2 separate regions of the Homo sapiens genome follow, and region 2 is linked to region 1. A link is an interaction called in ENCODE POLR2A ChIA-PET data of the cell type or tissue named here. Cell type or tissue: OCI-LY7. All regions are shown on one strand. Each heading gives the region's core, and the rest is flanking DNA. Links, peaks and the distances in the headings are about the cores only. Region 1 holds the start of LINC01816 (long intergenic non-protein coding RNA 1816). Region 2 overlaps GFPT1 (glutamine--fructose-6-phosphate transaminase 1).

Region 1 (7,051 bases), core at 1,224-5,223:
ATCTCAAAAAAAAAAAAAGAGGAGAAAGGGTATTTTAAACAAAACATCTCCCCTCCCCCATCCTGAACTATGAAATGTAAGATAATAACAATACAACTTTCTTTTAATGATCATATCTCCACTTGCCAAATACCATCCCATGACCAGCATAAATGTCACCTTCTCTCTGGAGCCCCTTGCACTTCCCCAACCACCAGTGACAGCTCATTTTTGTCCTCTCCTGTGGCCCACATGGCCCCTCTTTTTGGAACTTAGTTCTCTCTTTTTCTTTTCTTTTCTTTTTTTTTTTTTTGAGGCGGTGTCTCGCTCTGTTGCCTTGCCTGGGCTGGAGTGTAGTGGTGTGATCTCAGCTCACTACAACCTCTGCCTCCTGGGTTCAAGCAATTCTCATGCCTCAGCCTCCCAAGTAGCTGGGATTACAGGCACACACCAGCACGCTCGGCTAATTTTTGTATTTTTAAAAGTAGAGACAGGGATTTGCCATGTTGGCCAGGCTGCTCTTGAATTCCTGACCTCAAGTGATCTGCCCCCCTCGGCCTCCCAAAGTGCTGGGATTAGGCGTGAGCCACTGCACCTGGCTAGAGCTTAGTTCTCTAGTGTTGGTAGTTGGAGCCTGCTTTTTTGGAGGAGGTCTTTCCTATAAACCCACTCTGGAAACAGTGTCAAAGCAGGAAGTGAGAGGTTATGTTTGAGGTCCACAGTCCGGCTGGAAGAAGTGGTAGACAGAGGACCTTAGATTGTCAGGCCATTGGGCCACAGAATCAGGGCCTGGATCTGGGACAGTCCTTGGTCTCCCCTGAGGCTCTAGGCTCCTGGTTCACCTGTTCTGAATCCCTGTCTCTTGGGAGGCAGGGAGTGAGCTATTTGTGTAAGACTAAGGCCTTAGAATATGTCCCACGTTCTCTGGCATCAGACACCCCACTCAGGGGCCAAACAGAAAGCTGTGAAGGGTGGTGAGAAAAGTCTCTTCTTACACCTCCTCTCCACCACTATTTAGTACCTTGCTTTTTTAGCTTTCATGTTATATTATGACTGGTTTCCCATGTCATTAAATATTCTTCAGAAATTTAACTTTGATGATAACATATTATTCCCATTACCCATAACTTCATCATCCTCCAACTGTTCAAAAGTTAGATTATTTCTAGCTTTTACTATTACAGTATATTTAACATCACCTGGTAATTGATCTAAAAGGAATAATTAGGAATCAGTCCCCAAATTTGGAGATGGCAACCAAGAAGTCTTTTTCATTTTCCACAGTTTTCCCACATTTTTGTTTTTTTTTTCAAGAGATGCTCTGCAACTCAGGCTGCAGTGCAGTGGGATGATCATAATTCACTGTAACCTCAAATTCCTGGGCTCAGGCTCCCAAATAGCTAGGATTAATGGCGCATGCCACCATGCCAGGCTAATTTTATTTTTGTAGAGACGGGAGTCTTGCTATGTTGCCCAGGCTGGTTTTGAACTCCTGGGCTCAAGTGATCCTCTCGCCTCGACCTCCCTAAGTGCTAAGTGTTGGGTTTATAGAGATGAGCCACCATGCCTTCTTTTCTTTTTTTTTTTTAATTCTGTTTTGCAAAGAATATCCCTCTTGCCAGCATCTGAATAATATCTATCTTTACTATTATTTATGTGTGTAAATAGCTTTACAGTTCACAAAGCATTTTCTTATATAATGTCTCATCTAATCAACACAGCAACACTATGAAATAAGTTACTATTTCCATTTTACATTTGGGGAAATTAAGCTCAGAAAGGCCATGTGACATGTTCAAGATAACACATTTAGTGTCAGAGCTGGGACGTGGACCCGGGTCTTGGGACTCCCGAAACCATATCCTTTACCGTGGGCAAAGTGCTATGCTGAGGTCTTACCACACACATAGATGGCACTGGAAGAAGGGCAAGTATGGAACAGCACCCCAGGCAGAGTGGGCGATGCCACTGGTAAGATACAGAGAAAGTACTACACACAGTGGCGTTGCAAGGACAGAGCAGTTCCTCCCACAAAGGGCATGCAGTAGGCTTTGGGAAGAAACGTGGCCAAGTCGGGTCTTCAAAGGTGAATAGGATCTAGATATTCAGAATAAGAGGGCTTTCCACAGGCTCAGTGAATGGGAAAGGAAAGTGTGGCTGATTGGGGAAAGCGCTAGCACAGGGAGCAAGAGATGGGGCGTGGCTGGGGAGGAATGGAATTGTAATTCTAGCCTCACAAAGGCTAGAGCCAGCAGGGCCTTGGGATCATGTGGGGAGGAAACCAGAGATGTGTGGAACAATTTGCTGAAGGCAGAACCAGGCAGGGAAAGGGCAGGGTCAGGTTCGTACCCTTGCCTCTGGCCACCAGGGCCAATGCTCCTTCCCTGCAGTAAACCCGATTAATCTCCTCAAACTCAGGTGCCATTTCCTTGGAATAGTATTTACCGCGGGGCGCGGTGGCTCACGCCTGTAATCTCACGCTTTGGGAGGCTGAGGTGAGAGGATCCCTTGAGCCTAGGGGTTCGAGACCAGCCTGGGCAACATAGCGAGACCCTGTGGTTAAAAAAAAATTAAAATTAGCCAATAGTGGTGGCACGCGCCTGTAGTACCAGCTTCTTGGGAAGCTGAGGCAGGAGGATCACCTGTGCCCAGAGAGGGCGAGGCTGCAGTGAGCCATCATCGTGCCACTGTACTCCAGCCTGGGCGACAGTTCGAGACCTTTTCTCAAAAAAAGAAAAAAAAAAGTTGTTCAAGTTGTGTAGTGCACGGGAGGAAAGAAGTATGACAATAACATAGGACAGCAGCCGGCTCTTTTTTTCATCAGGATGTGGAGAGTGGGCGCCTTGGGAAGACGAAATTGAGTATGTGCGGGGGAGGGGTCATATGAAACAAGGTCGGGAAGGGGGCGGGGAGAGCTGGGGCTCTGGAGGAGCTTGGGGCTCGCGCTGCGGGGGAGGAAGCGCCTTCCGCGGTCGCTGGGGGGAAGTGGTTAGGAGGAAGCACGGGCAGTGGAGGGGACTGCTGGAGGGTCCCATCTGGGAAAGCAGGCACGGATGCGGGGACATTTCCGCCCGTCACCCTGGCAAAGCGCTCGCAGGGCTGGAGGGACAGAGTTCTCAGATCCAAGTAGAGAAAACCGGGAACGGTTCCGGCTCTGGGGACTGACATTCATCGCGGCAGTTTCTGGTGGCAAAACAGAGGAAACAAAGGAATGATGAAATGAACTGAGCTGCCTTCATGCCCCGGATGAATGTTCAGCCATTAGAAAAGAGTGAATCCCAGCTGGGATTTGGGGTTCCACGGTGTACTAGAAAAGCAAAACAAAGAGAAGCGCCTACTAGATGCCATCTTGGAAAACAAAAGCAAACGTGTGTGTGTGTGTGTGTGTGTGTGTGTGTGATGTTACATGGGCATGGGGAAATTACGGAAGTAAATACTAATGCTTGTGGCCGGGCGCGTGGCTGACGCCTGTAATCCCAGCACTTTGGGAGGCCGAGGCGGACGGATCACGAGGTCAGGAGATCGAGACCACGGTGAAACCCCGTCTCTACTAAAAATACAAAAAGTTAGCCGGGCGTAGTGACGGGCGCCTGTAGTCCCAGCTACACGGGAGGCTAAGGCAGGAGAATGGCGTGAACCCGGGAGGCGGAGCTTGCAGTGAGCCGAGATCGCGCCACTGCACTCCAGCCTGGGTGACAGAGCGAGACGCCGTCTCAAAAAAAAAAAAAAAAATACTAATGCTTGTGTAAATTGGGATGGTGGAAAATGAGGAAGAGGGCGGCAGGGGAATCCTTAGTACTTACAGAGAAAACGGAGCAAGTGTACAAGCACGCCAACCCCCCCGGTGCCCAAGCTCGGCGCTCACGCGGCTAGGATGACGCCCGTGGGACGCCCCAGGGGCCCTGCTCGCAGCCACTCTGCTCAGGGTCATTTATAGTCTCTCCGTTCTTTGTTAAATAAAGACGGTGAGACACGGACGGGCTGGAGCCGGCAGGGGTAGTGGAGGGCAGAGGGGACGGGTCGGGGCGCCCCTCGCTCCTGCCACGCTGCCGCCGCCCCAGACAAAGACAGCTGCGTACGGCGGGAGCGCAGGGGCGCCTGCGCGCAGGGCCTAAATCGCCTGTCCCGTCTCCCCCTGACGCCCACACACCCAAGCGGCAGCCCACTCCCCTTCTACCCCGCAGCCATTTGCTTCCCACCCCTTGATTTTCTTTTTTCTTTTCCCCTCCCCTCAGCATCCCCCCAACCTCCTCTGATACACTTTGGCTAATTGTCTAATGAATTTACCTATTCTAGGTATTTCGTATAAGTGGAATCATATAATATTCGTCCTTCTGTGTCGGCTTATTTTGCTTAGTACAAGGTTTTTTATTTTTTATTTTTTTTTCTTTGAGACACGGTCTCGTTCTGTCGCCCAGGCTGGGGCACAGTGGCGCTCAGCTCACTGCAACCTCCACCTCCGGGTTTCAAGTGATCCTCCCACCTCAGCCTCCCAAATAGCTGGGACTACAGGTGCGCTGCCACCACTGCCTAGCTAATTTTTGTATTTTTGGTAGAGACCAGGTTTCGCCATGTTGCCCACGCTGGTCTCCAGCTCCTTAGCTCAAACGATCCTCCTGCCACAGCCTCCCAAAGTGCTGTAATTACAGGCGTGTGAGCCACCATGCCCGGCCACTTAGCATAATCTTTTCAAGGTTCATCCCTGCTGCAGCACGTATGAGAACTTCATTTCTTTTATTGTATTTGTGGTAATATGTACACAACATAAAGCTTATTTTAATCAATTTTTAAGTGTACAGTTTAGTGGCACTAAATAGTCACGTGGTTGTGCACTCACCACCATCATCCATCTCTAGAACTCTTCCATCATCCTAAACTGAAACTCTGTACCCGTGAAACAACTCCCTCATTCCCCTCTACCCAGCTCCTGGCAACCACCATTCTACTTTCTGTCCCTGTGCACTTGGGAGCATCACCTTTCTGGGACATCTGCAACGGTTCTCTGGAGGATTGTCTCCCCTTTTTTAAAAATTTATTTTCTTTTCTTTCTTTCTTTTTTTTTTTTGGTAGAGAAGGGGTTTCACTTCATTGCCCAGGCTGGTGTCCAACTTCTGGGCTCAAGGAATCTGCCTGCCTTGGCTTCCCAAAGTGTTGGGATTACAAGCATGAGCCACTGTGCCCCGCCTGTGGTCTCATTTTGGAGGGCAAGAGGGATAGAGATAGCCATAACCTGGAGAATATTGAGATGTGGACAACAAGGATGACAAAATTTGGTCCTATGAGAAATCATCTGTGAGGAAGAGTGGAGAGAACTGAGCTTGTTCAAGACAGTGAGGTCCTGGGATGATCTCAATTCATGTAAGAAAACCAGGAAGCAAGGAGGTTTCAGTTTATCAACAGATTTAAAAGGCGCAAGCCTTTTGATATAACTAGAGAAGAGAAGACTCAGGTGATCACACAGACTGTCTTCACCCAAGTGAAGGATGATTATGTAGGAAAGTGGATAGAAGATGCTGTCAACAGAAATGTAAACAGAATCATGTTAACAATTTTTCAGTAGGCACTTTTTTTTTTTTTTTTGAGATGGAGTCTTGCTCTGTTGCCCAGGCTGGTGTGCAGTGGTGCGATCTTGGCTCACTGCAGCCTCCTGGGTTCAAGCGATTCTCCTGCCTCAGCCTTCCGGGTGGCTGGGATTACAGGCATGCCATCATGCCCGGCTAATTTTTGTATTTTTAGTAGAGACAGAGTTTCACCTTGTTGGTCAGGATGGTCTCAAAACTCTTGACCTCAGGTGATCTGCCTGCCTCAGCCTCCCAAAGTGCTGAGATTACAGGCGTAAGCCATCACACCTGGCCAATTTTTAAATTAATAATGAGAGGCTGGGCATGGTGGCACACACCTGTGATTCCAGCTACTCAGAAGGCTGAGGTGGGAGGATCGTTTGAGCCCAGGAAGTTGAGGCTGCAGTGAGCTGTGTTCACACTAGTGCACTCCAGCCTGGGTGACAAAGCAAGACCCTGTTGAAAAAAAAATTTTTTAATAATGAGATATCTGACATTCTTTTTTTTACACTTGGTCTCTGAAATCAGGCTGGCTACATGTGAAGTGCTCTATAGCTACCTGCGGTCACTGTATTGGACAGTGCAGGGTTGGAAACTGGACTTAGGAGTCAGGGCTGGGTTCAAGCCCCACATTCCATCCCTTACTAGGCTGGGTAACTAGGCACATTACTTAGCCTCTCCTATTTCTGTTTCTTCATCTACAAAATGAAACTAAAAATAGTACCTACTTTATAGGGTAATTTTGTGGATTAATGGCACATGAAGCATATGGTGCATGTTCAGTAAATGTTGGCGATTATTAGCAGTAAATTTGGTGGTTATTGAATTAGTGACATTGCAGTATCACTGTTAGGGTGACCTCCATTCCCATCAGATGATGTGGCTTGAAGCTATTCCAAACGGGCAAGGTTAAAAAACAATAGGCAAACTGGGAAAACCTATTTGCAACACACATGAAAACAAAATGTTGTTATTCTTGCTATGTAGGAAGTGCTTGCAAATAAATAAGAAAATGAATACCAATGGAAAATTCAAAAGAAACAAACATCTGAAGTGATTTTTTTTAAAGACCCACTTTAAATAAGTTCAACTCTCCTTGGAATCAGACATAAAAATAAACAAAAGACATTTTTTGTTGTTGTTGAGTAACAGATCAACAGCCAGAATTTGGTGGCACCTAATATTGAAGAAGGTGTGGGGAGATACCTTCTCTTTTTAAATAAAGATTTCCTGAAGTTTCCATTGTTATATCTGACCACAGACTATCCAGAGAAACAAGCTGAGTTCTTGCTTCAAGGAGGAACTAGCCAGAGAGCCTTTTCTACCCACTTTTTCCCTTGTCCAGATAAAGCTAAACAGCCAACAAACCCCTCCTAGCAAGTTGACTTTTTTCTTGTCATGTGTGCAGACTCTGCACATTAGCTTTGCTAATAGTCCTTTACCACAGGTGTTGACATTTCACGTGGCTTGAAATAGCCCCCAGCATTGTTCTACATTTGGACAGGGCTGAC
Region 2 (7,051 bases), core at 1,790-5,789, 800 kb before region 1:
AAGGACACCTTGAGCCTAGGAGGTCAAGGCTGCATTGAGCTATGATCATGCCACTGCCTTCCAGCCTAGGCAACTGGGAGAGACCCTTTCTCAAAATAATAATAATAATAATCAGCCCTATCTTCTAATAGAACTAGGAATGCACAAACTAATTTATACAAATTTGTCCCTGCTGGGAAGACAGAAATCATTTAAATTCCCAGTGTCATGTCAGCAAAGTCAATTCTGTATTCAGAGGCCAGCTTATTTTTACCACTTCAAGCACCAAAAAAAGACTACATATATGAAAAAGTTTCTAAATTAGTTTTTTTCAAACAAAGAAATGCTCTAAACTTTAGTAATGCCACATGGGTCCAAGCTAACAACCAAGAACAAAAGACAGAAATCCTACAAAGATTCCCAACACTTCCTAGGTTTCTACGTAGCAGCAATGAAAGTAAATTAATAATAAATATTGGATTTACATTTTATTCAAAGGATAAATACAAAATTAAGAAAGAGTTCAAATTCAAAGTAAATATGCTTGATATTTCAAAACAATTCTACATACAAAGTACAATAGGAAAAAACCAAAAGCCCCCATAAATTAGAGTGGCTAGACACATTCAAGTCTAGCAGAAAGAAACTTGAAATTTAATGCAACGTTATTTCTCTTGCCTAGAAGCTAAAGCCTTAATTGTCTCAGATATCTTCCATCTCCTTATGGGCATTACTTGAAGATAACAATGGAGCAAGCTTTTTAATGAACTTGCCATAGTGAAAAACCAATGACAGATGCGACACTGGAAAGAGGACAACAATGTAACCTAAAAGGGAGCTACTGGCAGAAATAAAAACTAGTGATACTGATAACATCTAGACCTTTGCAGACGTTTAGAGTACTGTACAATCTTAAATTATTGTTTATCAACCTTTGGGTCTCACAGATTAAGAATGTACTAGTTAAGAACCAAGGAGTTATACCCAGTTCACAATACTGTTTCCTTCACTTGCCCTTTAGATATAATGGATCTGGAATTCTCAATGAGTGTTACATGGTTTGGGAATTCTGGCAATTTTCCTTCCAAGACCTCCCTATACTTATCTCCATTTCAAAATATACAAAGCTGAGTGACAGAGGCAAAAATTAATTCCTAAAGATCCAAAGGGTATACAATACCTGTCAAATTTGATATGTCTGGGCAGGACACGGTGACTCATGCCTGTAATCCCAGCACTTTGGGAGGCCAAGGCGGGCAGATCACTTAAGGTCAGGAGTTTGAGACTAGCCTGGCCAACATGGTGAAACCCCGTCTCTACTAAAAACACAAAAATTAGCTAGGCATGGTGGCACGTGCCTGTAATCCCAGCTAATCCAGAGGCTGAGGCAAAAGACTCGTGTGAACACGGGAGGTGGAAGTTGCAGTCAGCCAAGATTGCAGCACTGCATGCCAGCCTGGGCAACAGAGCAAAACTCCATCTCAAAAAAAAAAAAAAGAAGCCTCTGGAAAAAATGACGCATCTTGGTGGCGCAGCCTTAGGCTCTGGTGCAGAAGAAGAGAGAGGGAGAGGTGGAGGAGGGAGAGAGAGAGAGAGACCAAAGACTGGGCTGAATTCTACAAGCAGGCAAAACAGCACATCTATCCATTCAAATCACCCTGGCCTAACTGTCTCCTGAAAAACGCAGCAGGTGCTATAACCACTAGGGATAGACTCTAGCTTGCTGTTCATAAAAGGATTCTGTAAGGGAAACTTTGCTCTATAATTAACAGAGAGCCAGATATTACAGAAACTTTAGATTGTCTTGCTACTCACTGACCTTAAATATTATCCTTTCTTTTGCAACTATCAATTCACTTAAAAGTTTTAATCATTGCATACCCCGTAAACTTCCTATAAACAATATGTTATTGCAAAATGTTTTAAAAGATGTGAGAAAGTATCTGTGGAGTTTGGTATCAGAAAGGGCAGAGCCTTTGTTTTATCTAACGATTCTTTCCCAAACTGGGAAGTTCGGGTAGAGACAGTGGCTTTTGGTAATATTTAGGCAGTGATTTCTTATTCTTAAAATCAACAGTAATGAATAAAGTTTTGACATCAGAAATGTTTACAACTAAAGTAGACATTGATTACATTCTTAGTACAATACAATTTCTAACATAACTACAAATGTGTATACACTTCAAATATTAGCAAATTGCTTCAAAATGAAATTCTAAGCAAGTTTTTGGTAATTTATTCACAGTTCAGGCTTACTCACTGGACTTAACGACATGAGGAAGAAATGACCAACTGGCTCAGTAAACTAAACATTCATTTCAAAAATCACAAAACTGAAACAAAGCAAAGATGATCCTAAAATTTCCACTTCTCAAGAAGTGTAATTTAAACAAATACCAAAAGCTTTATTTAAGCAAAAACACATTCAACCACAGAACATTCAGAAAGCTAACAGGATCATTTCTACATTCATTCTGCAAACAGTGTAGTAAGAAAGGTAATTTGAGAATTTCCAAAGATGTTCTCGCTAGCCATTATTTATGGTAATTACATAACATTTTGATGTCAAGTTATTACAGACTTAAAAGTTAATATAGCATAATTTTACAATCGTACTTTCACTATGATTTTTATTTTAACCCTGGATATTATTGGTTTGAAGCTAATATTATCAGTCCTATTGGCTGTCACTGTCACAGATCTGAAGATATGTTTAAATTCATCAAGCTAGGAAGATATCAAAATATTAACAATCTTCAAGTATAGTGAGAAAAAAACTGATTTAAGTGTTAGCATTTCTAAACTTGAGACTCTAACAGTAAAAATAAAGTAATCTGAAACCTGTTTCCATGGGTAAAACACTCTGCCTGGTATTCTTGTACACAAAATTTACTAAATATGTGAATATCATAAAATGAAAATATCACTCCCTTCAATTTCTTTGGCCTTCACAAATTCAATGTGACTATGATCCTTTTCAATAATACTTTCAATGACATTGTGCTTCTTTAGAAAAATCACTTAAGTTGTAGCATACAATAGTTAACATTAGTTCTTTTATTGCTATGGTATATGCTAATTTTTTTAAAAGGGGAAAAAAAAACCCAGAGAACTTATTAAAATGTTTGTTAAAGCAAACATTTCAGTTGGTTTCCTTTCTTTGAAGAATAATAGAAATAAATGTCAGAGGAGTATTACTAAGGAGCCAAAACAAACAAACAAACAAAAAAACAAAAAACTCCTTTATTACTCCCATCCTCAGAACTAACTCAAGACAAGAGATCTGTATTCAAAAAGATAAAACAATCTCATCTCAGTAACTACCTCCTATGAAACCTAAGAGAGAAAACCTGTAATAGCTCTCTTAACCAACAGCCCCATCTGCACATCACCAAGCACCAGTTCCCTTTGGGTAGCAGTAATGCTTGTTTTTCATCTTTGCATATTAAGGACTGTTGTTAACAGATTTATGGGTCATTTGTAGCTTACTTTGCAAATACCTTTCACTTCTTATGAAACACAATATGCCCCCAAACATGGACCATTATTCAAGTAGACAAAATCACTCACTGACAGCACTTTAACAACCCGCCTCCACTTCATCTTCCCATTCTCTCACCCTATGCCTTCCAATGAACCTAGTCTTTGCTAGTGATGAGTCCATCTGGGGACAAATACTGCTTTAAAGATGATGTAATTTTCAATGCCAACCACAGTGACTTTCCCATAATAGGTATTAATAAACACTTGTTGACATAGTTATAATAAGCTAAAAATAGTTAACATTAATTTTTCTCTTTATCTTTTATTCTTATGGCACAGAATTTATTTTAAAAGACTGAAAAACTGATTCCAATGTAATAATCACTTACTGGGCCACACGCTAGATGACAGACATGCCTCCCTGCCTAAAAAGGGCTCAAAGGAACTCTCAGTTATACATGAGTGAATTAAAACTTTAAATGTACTACAAGAAAGAACTTTTTATATGAAGGATTCTTTATGTAGAGTATCTTTTTTGAAAAATCAGATTTTCTTATCCTATATTACACTGGTTTTAATTGGGCATGCTCACTTTAGTGGTGTGCCTCATTACAATGTCTCTTTTGTGTTAAGAATTAACTTACAAAAGCATTTAAAAATCACTACATCAAATGGGATAGAGAGTAAGAAGACAGGAGAGAGAGGAGAAACCATGTTTTTTGTTTTGAGTCAGGAGGGTCTCACTCTGTCACTCAAGCTGAAGCACAGTGGCACAATCACAGCTCACTGCAGCCTCAACCTCCCAGGCTCAAGCGATCCTACTACTTAAGCCTCCCAAGTTGCTGAGACTACAGGCACAAGCCACCATGCCCAGCCCATTTAAAAAAAAAATTTTTTTTTTTTTTTTTTGAGAGAGTCTTGCTCTGTCGCCAGGCTGGAGTGTAGTGGCGTGATCTCGCCTCACTGCAACCTCCGCCTCCTGGGTTCAAGCGATTCTCCTGCCTCAGCCTCCCAAGTAGTTGGGACTACAGGCGCACGCCACCACTCCCAGCTAATTTTTGTATTTTTAGTAAAGACGGGGTTTCACCATGTTGGCCAGGATGGTCTCGATCTCTTGACCTCATGATCAACCTGCCTCGGCCTCCCAAAGTGCTGGGATTACAGGTGTGAGCCACTGCGTCCGGCCAAAAAAATTTTTGTAAAGACCAGGTCTCACCATGTTGCCCAGGCTGTTCTCCAACTCTTGAGCTCAAGCAATACTCCCACCTCAGACTCCCAAAGTGGAGGCTGGTATTACAGGCTGAGCCACTGCACCCGGCAGAGAATCCATGTTTGTTTGGAAAATATCACTTCTTTGTTCTTGATTTTGGTTTTTGATATTCAGTTTAGAACTTACCCTAGCTTTCAGTATATTTGTGTGTGTGTGTGTACACATGTGCTTTATAGAAAGACACACACAGAGGGAGACAGAGATTATGCAGACTAATGACTGACTTCACATATTAGTTTTAACTTAGAATGCTGAATCATACTTTAAACTATAAGAAATGCTACAAACCCACACAAATTGTGTTTGTAAAACGTTAATATACAAAACATAAGAAATGACACTATACACACGCTAGCTGACTTACACAAAATAATCTTAGAAACAATTAAAGTAGATTAATATAGCTATAATAGCCATATATTATATATAATGTAAATAGTGACCCTATTTTATTCTTAAAAAGATCAGGTTTCTAGTCACCATGTATGAAAGTCCTTCCAAATTACCTCAAAATATAACAAATCTTTCTCTAACCCTAAGACACAAGCAGAATTCTATGCTTCTCTGGCAACAACAATAACTATTAGAAAATCTTAACCTCACCCAGAAGTTAAAACAAGAAAAGAAAGAAAAGAAAGGAAAAAACAGCTTACTTAAATAATTGTGCTAAATAGCTTATCTTCACAATTTAAAAGTAAAAACCTTTGAAAAAGAAGGACTTCACCAAAAACAAACACACTCTCCTATAGCCCTGAAGATCTGGCCAGAAAAGCTCCATTAAGAAATTATTACTCACAATTTTGGGGGTATCAAATAATAACATTCTACTTTAAATATTTTAATCCAAATTGTCAACTTCCATTTCTGACACTTACAAGCTGAACATACCCCAATATCACTTTATTTATATCTTCTTTATTCCTAAATATATTTCAGGGGTAGAGCACAGAAAATACAGAAGAGGAAAAATACTTAGGATACAATACTAAATTTGGTGCCTATCAGTGTAAAGCATACATACCTTTTTCTGAGCTTAGCCTACCACATATACTTAGAGTGAAATGATGAGGTCAGCGACCTGCAAATCTTCCAAACAATTGCAAGTAACTTCCAAACTGGCACTAAGGGACTAGTTTTATGCAACAATGTAATGAAGGAAAGTTAAAATTAACTACAGGAAATTCTTCCTCGTGACAAAGTTGAAGAGAATACTGAATATATCAATATTAATTTAATAGCAGCTCTGTGTTGTGATTTTAAAGAACAAGATAAAATATGTCATTCAGCAGTCATTTAAAAAATAAAAGACTACAGATACAAGGAAATAAAAACCACTTTTAGGAGATGAAAACACAAAGTAGTAGGATACCCAACATGTACACATCCCATCTTCAAATTTAAAATCATATTGTCAGTTGTCCAAAGCAGCTTGAATTTAAAGTTTGTGCTATAAAATTGTGCAAATATGTTAAGGATTGAGACCCACCAATGCACTACTGTAATATTTCGCTTCCTAAATTTCTTCCACCTACAGATAATAGACAACAAGTCTGAGAAACTAAGGCTAACCAAACTTAGATATAAATCCTACCAATAAAATTTTTCAGTTTTAAGTTTTACAGTTTGATTTAAAAACAAAACAGAAACAAATTTCAAAATAAATCACATCTTCTCTTAAAACTTGGCAAACCCTTCCCTAACTGTCCAAGTATGAGCATACACTGCCACTGGCTTTAGATACTCCAATTAAATGCACTACTCTTTCACTGGTCTGAATGAAGTATGGTGAAACAAGTACCAATTTTTAGAAACATATTGTCTTCTCAGATTGAAGTGGAGGGTCCAGAAATGCAACACCCAGCATTCTTTAAAGAAAATAATAGCTAGAATCTTTCTGATACAGATTCCAATATAGATTCCATTATTCAAAGTCCTCCACAAATTACTGGGAAAATGTAAGAGGTAACTTCACAAAAATCACATATTGAGTGGAATAATTATAACTGATATATAAATAAGGATTTACTAAAAAAAGGCTTCAAGGGGTGATATTTTAAATCAAGGTTTTAAATACAAAAGGTGTCTTGTGTTGCTTAATCATACAGTTTCGTACATTTTGTATAGATATTCCTCACTCTACAGTCACAGATTTGGCAAGATTCCGTGGGAAATCAACCTGCAAAAAGAAAAAAAAAAAAAGCAAGATTTGAGAGATTATATAGACTGGGGAAGGGGGTGGTTACTATAAGCAAATTATTTTTGTTTATAAAAACAGAAAACAATACATTCATTAACCATCTTTATTACAGACTACAAAGA

Evidence for each region. ChIA-PET counts read pairs that join two places held together with the same protein. Peaks named below come from ENCODE experiments on the same cell type or tissue, not always from the same donor. Only the 100,000 strongest peaks of a DNase experiment are listed, where the experiment ranks them.
Region 2: POLR2A ChIA-PET joins it to region 1 with 11 read pairs; 2 of 35 experiments call an interaction of 5 or more read pairs at or near these places.

The regions. Positions count from the first base shown.
Region 1 is chr2:70,121,264-70,128,314 of GRCh38, forward strand. It overlaps LINC01816 (long intergenic non-protein coding RNA 1816), which reads right to left and starts at 4,053. Exons shown (of 2, transcript NR_024444.1): 1 at 3,783-4,053; 2 at 2,773-3,162. RefSeq lists enhancers at 1,736-2,541, 2,542-3,347 and a silencer at 3,674-3,968. In OCI-LY7, for the core only: no CTCF peak of the experiment used is centred there; DNase peaks (open chromatin) are centred at 2,938, 3,308 and 3,948; H3K4me3 peaks cover 2,870 bases; H3K27ac peaks cover 4,000 bases.
Region 2 is chr2:69,319,326-69,326,376 of GRCh38, forward strand. It overlaps GFPT1 (glutamine--fructose-6-phosphate transaminase 1), which reads right to left. Exons shown (of 20, transcript NM_001244710.2): 20 at 455-6,908. The coding sequence ends at 6,864. Among named protein-coding and RNA genes, the nearest start is that of GFPT1, 64 kb to the right of the region's middle. In OCI-LY7, for the core only: no CTCF peak of the experiment used is centred there; no DNase peak of the experiment used is centred there.